2 separate regions of the Homo sapiens genome follow, and region 2 is linked to region 1. A link is a loop called in an ENCODE intact Hi-C map of the cell type or tissue named here. Cell type or tissue: transverse colon. All regions are shown on one strand. Each heading gives the region's core, and the rest is flanking DNA. Links, peaks and the distances in the headings are about the cores only.

The links. Hi-C counts contacts between places; a loop is a spot of excess contacts. Peaks named below come from ENCODE experiments on the same cell type or tissue, not always from the same donor. Only the 100,000 strongest peaks of a DNase experiment are listed, where the experiment ranks them.
Region 2: a loop joins it to region 1, with 3 times the contacts of the local background. A loop is called at or near these places in 45 of 110 quality-filtered maps.

What each region holds. Positions count from the first base shown.
Region 1 is chr2:236,503,664-236,506,465 of GRCh38, reverse strand. All of the region lies in intron 1 of DRC11 (dynein regulatory complex subunit 11), which reads left to right. Among named protein-coding and RNA genes, the nearest start is that of DRC11, 2.4 kb to the left of the region's middle. In transverse colon, for the core only: no CTCF peak of the experiment used is centred there; no DNase peak of the experiment used is centred there; H3K27me3 peaks cover 198 bases.
Region 2 is chr2:237,059,622-237,062,423 of GRCh38, reverse strand. All of the region lies in intron 1 of COPS8-DT (COPS8 divergent transcript), which reads left to right. It overlaps LOC105373950 (a long non-coding RNA gene), which reads right to left. Exons shown (of 3, transcript XR_007088140.1): 1 at 1-2,802. Among named protein-coding and RNA genes, the nearest start is that of COPS8-DT, 25 kb to the left of the region's middle. RefSeq lists an enhancer at 1,347-1,396. In transverse colon, for the core only: a CTCF peak has its summit at 1,458 (motif pointing right); no DNase peak of the experiment used is centred there.

The DNA.
Region 1 (2,802 bases), core at 10-2,509:
TGCCAGGGTTTGGAAATGGGGAAGATCAAGAGTTCTGTTTAAGACGTATTGAGTTGGAAGTGCCCATTGGACATCACGTGGAGATGAAATAGGCAATTAAAATATTCAGATCTTGGGTTCAGGAGCGAGACCCATGTCTGAAATATAAACTTGCTCACTGTCAGCCTGTGATGGTCTTTGTGAGACATAGAATGAATATTAATAAAGAGGTGTAAGGACTGATCCTGGGATCATCCACAGTAAGGCTGGGGGAAGAGGAGACCTGGCAAAGGAATCAAAGACATGATCCATGAGGAAGAAGCGAGTGGAAGAAATAATAGTGTTTCCAGGAGAAGTAACTTCTTTCTCCTCCATCAAGTGCTCCTGAGACAAGTTGGGGTAGAACTGAGAACTGACTGTTGATTTGGCAGTGTGGAGTTCACCAGTGACCTTGACAGGAGCTGATTCAGTGGTATGATGAGATAGAAAGACTTACTCAAGTGAATGTAGGGGGAGAGAAACTATAGATGGTGAGCATAGCTAACTCTTTAAAGGAGTTTTGCTGCAGAGGAAAGGAAATATGTTGGCAGCTAGAGGCAGAGGACATGGCTCCAAGACAGAAAACAATAGAATGTTTGTGTGTGGAAGGGAATGGCCCAGAATGATATAGGAGGAGGAGGGAGAAGTGGGTGACATCGTTGGTAGTGAGAGGACATGGGATCCAGGGGGTGCTGGCCTTAGGTAGAGGAACTCAGCACTTAACAATGGAACAGGTAGGAAGGCAGCATCAAGATGCTATTCAGTGGGTGGGTGCTCTGGAGGTGGCCTGGAACGATCATGGTAGATGGAAGATGATGGTGACTGAGGGGCAGTGGTGACAGCATCAGATGAAATGGGATTCAAAGCCTGGGAGTGTTGGGAGGAGGGAAGGCAAATGTCTGGAGGTGCAGTGAAGAGAAGGGGTCCCCTTGACCCAGCCCCACAGCCAGAGACAGAGGGCTCTGGGGGTAACAGGAGCCTCTACTGAGAGGGCTTCTGAGCAGAGACAGGCCTTCCGTAGAGCAAGAAGGCAGGGGGAGTATTTGGGGAAGAAGACAGCAAACTAGTTAAGATTGGAAGATTCAGAAGGTTTTATCTTGTGCAAAATAACTTGAAAAGAATTCCCATTGTGCAATATTTTGAGTTCCCACGGAAGTGCATATATTCAAGTGAATATTCAAGTGTTTCCCTCCCCTACCCACTCCGTTATAGGAAAACTGCCAAGCTGTAGAAATAACAGTCTGGTCTTTTTAACTGTCATATTCAGTCTTCATCCACAAGCCTCCTGACTTCAAAATCTGTCATATCTCTAAGTCATATGCTCAAGTCTGAAACCAATCATATACTTTCAAAAACTGTTAAGTAGTCTCATGGATAAAATATTACCTTCTGTTTGCAAAGTGCATTTAAAATTCCAGGAACACTTTCACACCTGTTGTTCCATCTGTATTAGTCTGTTCTCACACTGCTAATAAAGACATACCCGAGACTGGGTGATTTATAAAGGAAAGAGGTTTAATTGACTAACAGTTCTGCAGGACTGGGAAGTCCTTAGGAAACTTACAATCATGACAGCAGGTGAAGTCAAACATGCCCTTCTTCACATGGCGGCAGCAAGGAAAATTGCAGAGCAAAGTGGGGAGAAAAGCCCCTGATAAAATCGTCCGATCTCGTGAGAACTCACTATCATGAGAACAGCATGGAGGTAACTGTCCCCATGATTCAGTTACCTCCCACTGGGTCCCTCTTACAACACGTGGGGATTATGGAACTAAAATTTAAGATGAGATTTGGGTCGGGACACAGCCAAACCACATCACCATCCCACAGTAGTCCCTGGAGGTGTCCAGAGTTGGTCTCATCATCCAGGTTTGCCAGTGAAGGAGGCGTAAGCATGAAGAGATTGAGTGACCTCCAGGGATGAGCTGCTCAGGACACTGGTTTCTATTTTAAATGTAGAGCACTTTTACCTTTGAAAACCACCTTGCCCTACCCAGGGAAAATAAAGACATATTTCCACGCAGAAACTCGCACAGGAATGCTTCTAGCAGCATTACTCACAGCAGCAAAGAAGGCGGAAACAACCCAAGTGTCAATGGGCTGGCGAATGGATAAACAAAATGTGGTGTATCTGTACAAAGGAAACTTAGCAATAGAAAGAAATGAAGTACAAAGTATGCGACAGTGTGGATGAATTTTGAGGACACCGCACCGAGGGAAAGGAGCTCAGCACTGAACGCCCCCCCCCACCGCCGTGTAATTTCACTTCTGTGAAGTGTCCAGAATAGGCAAAAAGAGATGGAAATTAGGTTAGGGGTTGCCAAGGGCAGGGAGGAGTGGGGAATGGGGAGTGACTGCTTCACGGGTGTGGGTTTCTTTCCCAGTGATGAAAATGTTCTGGAGTTAGATAATGGTGGTAGTTGCACAACTATGCTGAAAACCACTGAATTGTACACTTGAAAAGAGTGAATTCTATGCTGTGTGAATTCTCTCTCATCAATGCTCTTATGAAAAATCATCTTGCCGCCTCTCTTGTCTCATTTGACCTTCATGGCTGGGCTCAAGCAGAAAGAGGCTTGAGGCTGCAGGGCGAGGAGGTGGGGCGCAAGGCCAGATGGGCTGAGCGCAAAGTGGGGGCTCCCCAGGCTGGCGTGGCCGAGGCATGGTGCCCAGGTCCCTGGCGGTCCAGTGTGGGAGGGGGTGTGGTCACGTGGAGAGGCATCAGGACAGCTGGGGAGCAGGAAGCCAGAGACAGTCTCGAGGGAAGAGGGTCTGGTGGAAGGA
Region 2 (2,802 bases), core at 303-2,802, 560 kb before region 1:
TACCGACCTGCAGAACAGATCACAAACTTAGGCTGTTTTAATCCACAACGTTTATGGCAATTAGTTACAGCAATCAAAGATTCACACTGGGGTACAGAGGAAAGCTGTGCCTGCCTCAAAGTGGCCCCATAGCCTGAGCCCTGTGGTGACAGGGCTTTGGGCAGAGCATGATGCAGCAGTTTTTGGGTGTGCCCAGGTTCCCAGGTATGATGCCCAGTGGGTGACAGGGCGTTTTGCCTACCTTGGTACGGAGCGCAGCCTGGCCACAGCAAGGACAGGTGCTCAACACCATGGGGTCCTCAGGAGTCTGCCCCGAGTGTTCTCCCAGAGGGCATCTGCAGCCATGGTGGAAGGGGGTGCAGCCCTCCTCAGCTCTGTGACCAGCAGGTGGTAACAAAGAGAGCTCAAGAAAAGATGCTCAGAGATGCACAAATCTAACTGTGGGCCTTGGCAGGGCAGCTTCGCTGCTGCTTTACATGGAAGGAGTTAGAAGCTAGTAGAACTTGAATATCTACAGCAAGCTGATCATGTTAGGGAAATTCAAGATAAACAAGCACATTTTCAACCTCTGTGAGCCTTGGTATCCTCATCTGTACAATGGGAAAAATAATAGTTCCCAAAGAGTTATTATGAGAATGAATTAAACACCATGAGCCCAGGTGCCTGCCTATACCCGGTGCATGGAGCCACTTTGTTCCGGTTCCTTCCTCCATCTCCCCATCTTGTCTCTGACTGTGGTTTATTCTGGGATGACACCCCGGCTGTACCTGTTTGCTTCAGACCTTGGCAGGGCTTATCATGGCACTTCACGAGGCACCTTTGTTTGTCCAATGTGGAGCTATGCCAGCATCTGCAGTTGCCTTGGCTGAGATGCCTCCACTGCTCCCGGGTGCAGGATGGGTCCTCATGTGGAGGGATGCGGAGTTTCCTGGTGGGTGGGGCAGCGCTTTCCGTGCTCCAGGTGTTTGTGGTTGAAGTCGACTGTGATTATAGACTAGGGGTGGTGGGCTGCTGGGAGGGTTCCTGTTCTGGGGATTGCCCAGACCCACTACGTTACGCCGAAAAAATCCCAGCAAGTTGCTGAAGGGGGGTGTAGGAGTGAGGAGAGAGAGATTTTGAGCAAAATGGGCATGTGGAGGGACTGTGTGTGTGGGCGCTGTGTAGGGCAATGGTCCCCCGGGGGTGGCCCCAGACAGACCGTGTGGGTGGCACATCAGCTGTAATGGGACACCTGGGCCTTGGGCTCAGGCTAGCAACTTAATGTTCAGTCTTAATTCCAGAAAGTGGGACGAGCCTACTGGGGCAAGCCTGAGATGGGTCTGAGCCCTCGAGTGGGAAGGGTCTGGTAGGGTGGGAAGAAGGCAGGATGGGCTTGGGAGGAGAGGCCAGCCCGAGTGTGATAACCAGGTTTCAGCAAGCACGGGGACCCTGACATTGTGTTCTTGGGAAATGCAAAAGGCAGACCACAAGGTGGTGCTCACTACAAAAGAATTCCAGGACCAGGCAAAACCCGGAGAGTGCCAGCTTTTTATTCACCCCGGATTTTCGAAAACAGCAATATGGACAAAAGATATTTGAGGCTCTCCTGGGCATGCTTTCCCTTTTCTTCTTTTATGTTGTTTTTCTAGTTTGTTTCAGGCAATCTCGCCCTGCATTATTGGAAAGTCTTGTTCAGAACAGTTGGTGTCTTCACAGTGACCGCAAGCACTAATGAATACACACACACACATACACACACCCTGCGATAGGTGGCTTTCTAGATCGATACCCCCACCCCAGGGCACTGAGAGGGGTAAAGTCAGAGCCGGGCAGGGTGTCCTTCAGGATGTGACCCTGTGATTTTGTCCTCTTCCTGAAATTCTCAGGATAGGGAGGATTTCAGTTTGATGCAAATACTCTATTTCTATAACACATATTTTTGCTTTTTTGTACCACACAATCCTCCATCGTCTCTCACTTTCCCCACACACCATTACATGTGTCATTAACTCTCAAGGTCCTGCCAAGACAAGCAGCTCCCCTTCAGCTGTTGAGAGCGATATGGGACTCACCCTGCCCAGCGCATTGCCGTGAGGTGAAGCCCGGGGGACGGGGGCAGAGGTGTGCTGGGAAGGAGCCCAGACCTTGTTAACTTTGCATACAAGAGTGTTTTGTATCCATGTGGAAACTCACATAAGCAGCAACTTATCATAGTTTTTTCCTTCTTATGTCTCTTGGTGTATTGTATATGTGTGAATGTGTGTAAATAAAATGTTAATTTCAGTGCAGTCTGAGATACCCTCACTGAATCCTACCCACCTCTCCCAGCCAGGCTGATTCAAGGGGGCCCTGCCCCGCATCCTTCCTGCTCTACCGGCCATCGCGACGCCACCTTCCATGAGCTCCATTTCCAGGACTGGCCCATCTGGGCATCACAGTCCCAACCACAATGCGTGTTTGGTCCTTGGGGCTTCCTGGATAACTTGGAGCTTTGTGAGAACTCCAAAAGGATTTCTTCTGAAGAACCAAACCCATGTTTCATAGGCGACACGCAGTTTGCTCCTTTCAACATGCACACAAAACACACATGCATGAAACAGCAAATGAGAGCAGCCTCGGCATGATCTGAGAGTCTGCCAGTCCCTTCCTCACCAGAGCAGGGCTCAGAACCATACTCCTCACATCCTCGGATTCTGGGGTGCAGCCCTCAGGGACAGCTTGGGGCTGAGGCCAGAACACAGTTGGCAGGGCCCAGAGCTTCTCCCCTGACCCCACCTAGCACGTGGCTCAGAGCCAGTGGGGCTGGCCAAGGGTTGCTTTTCC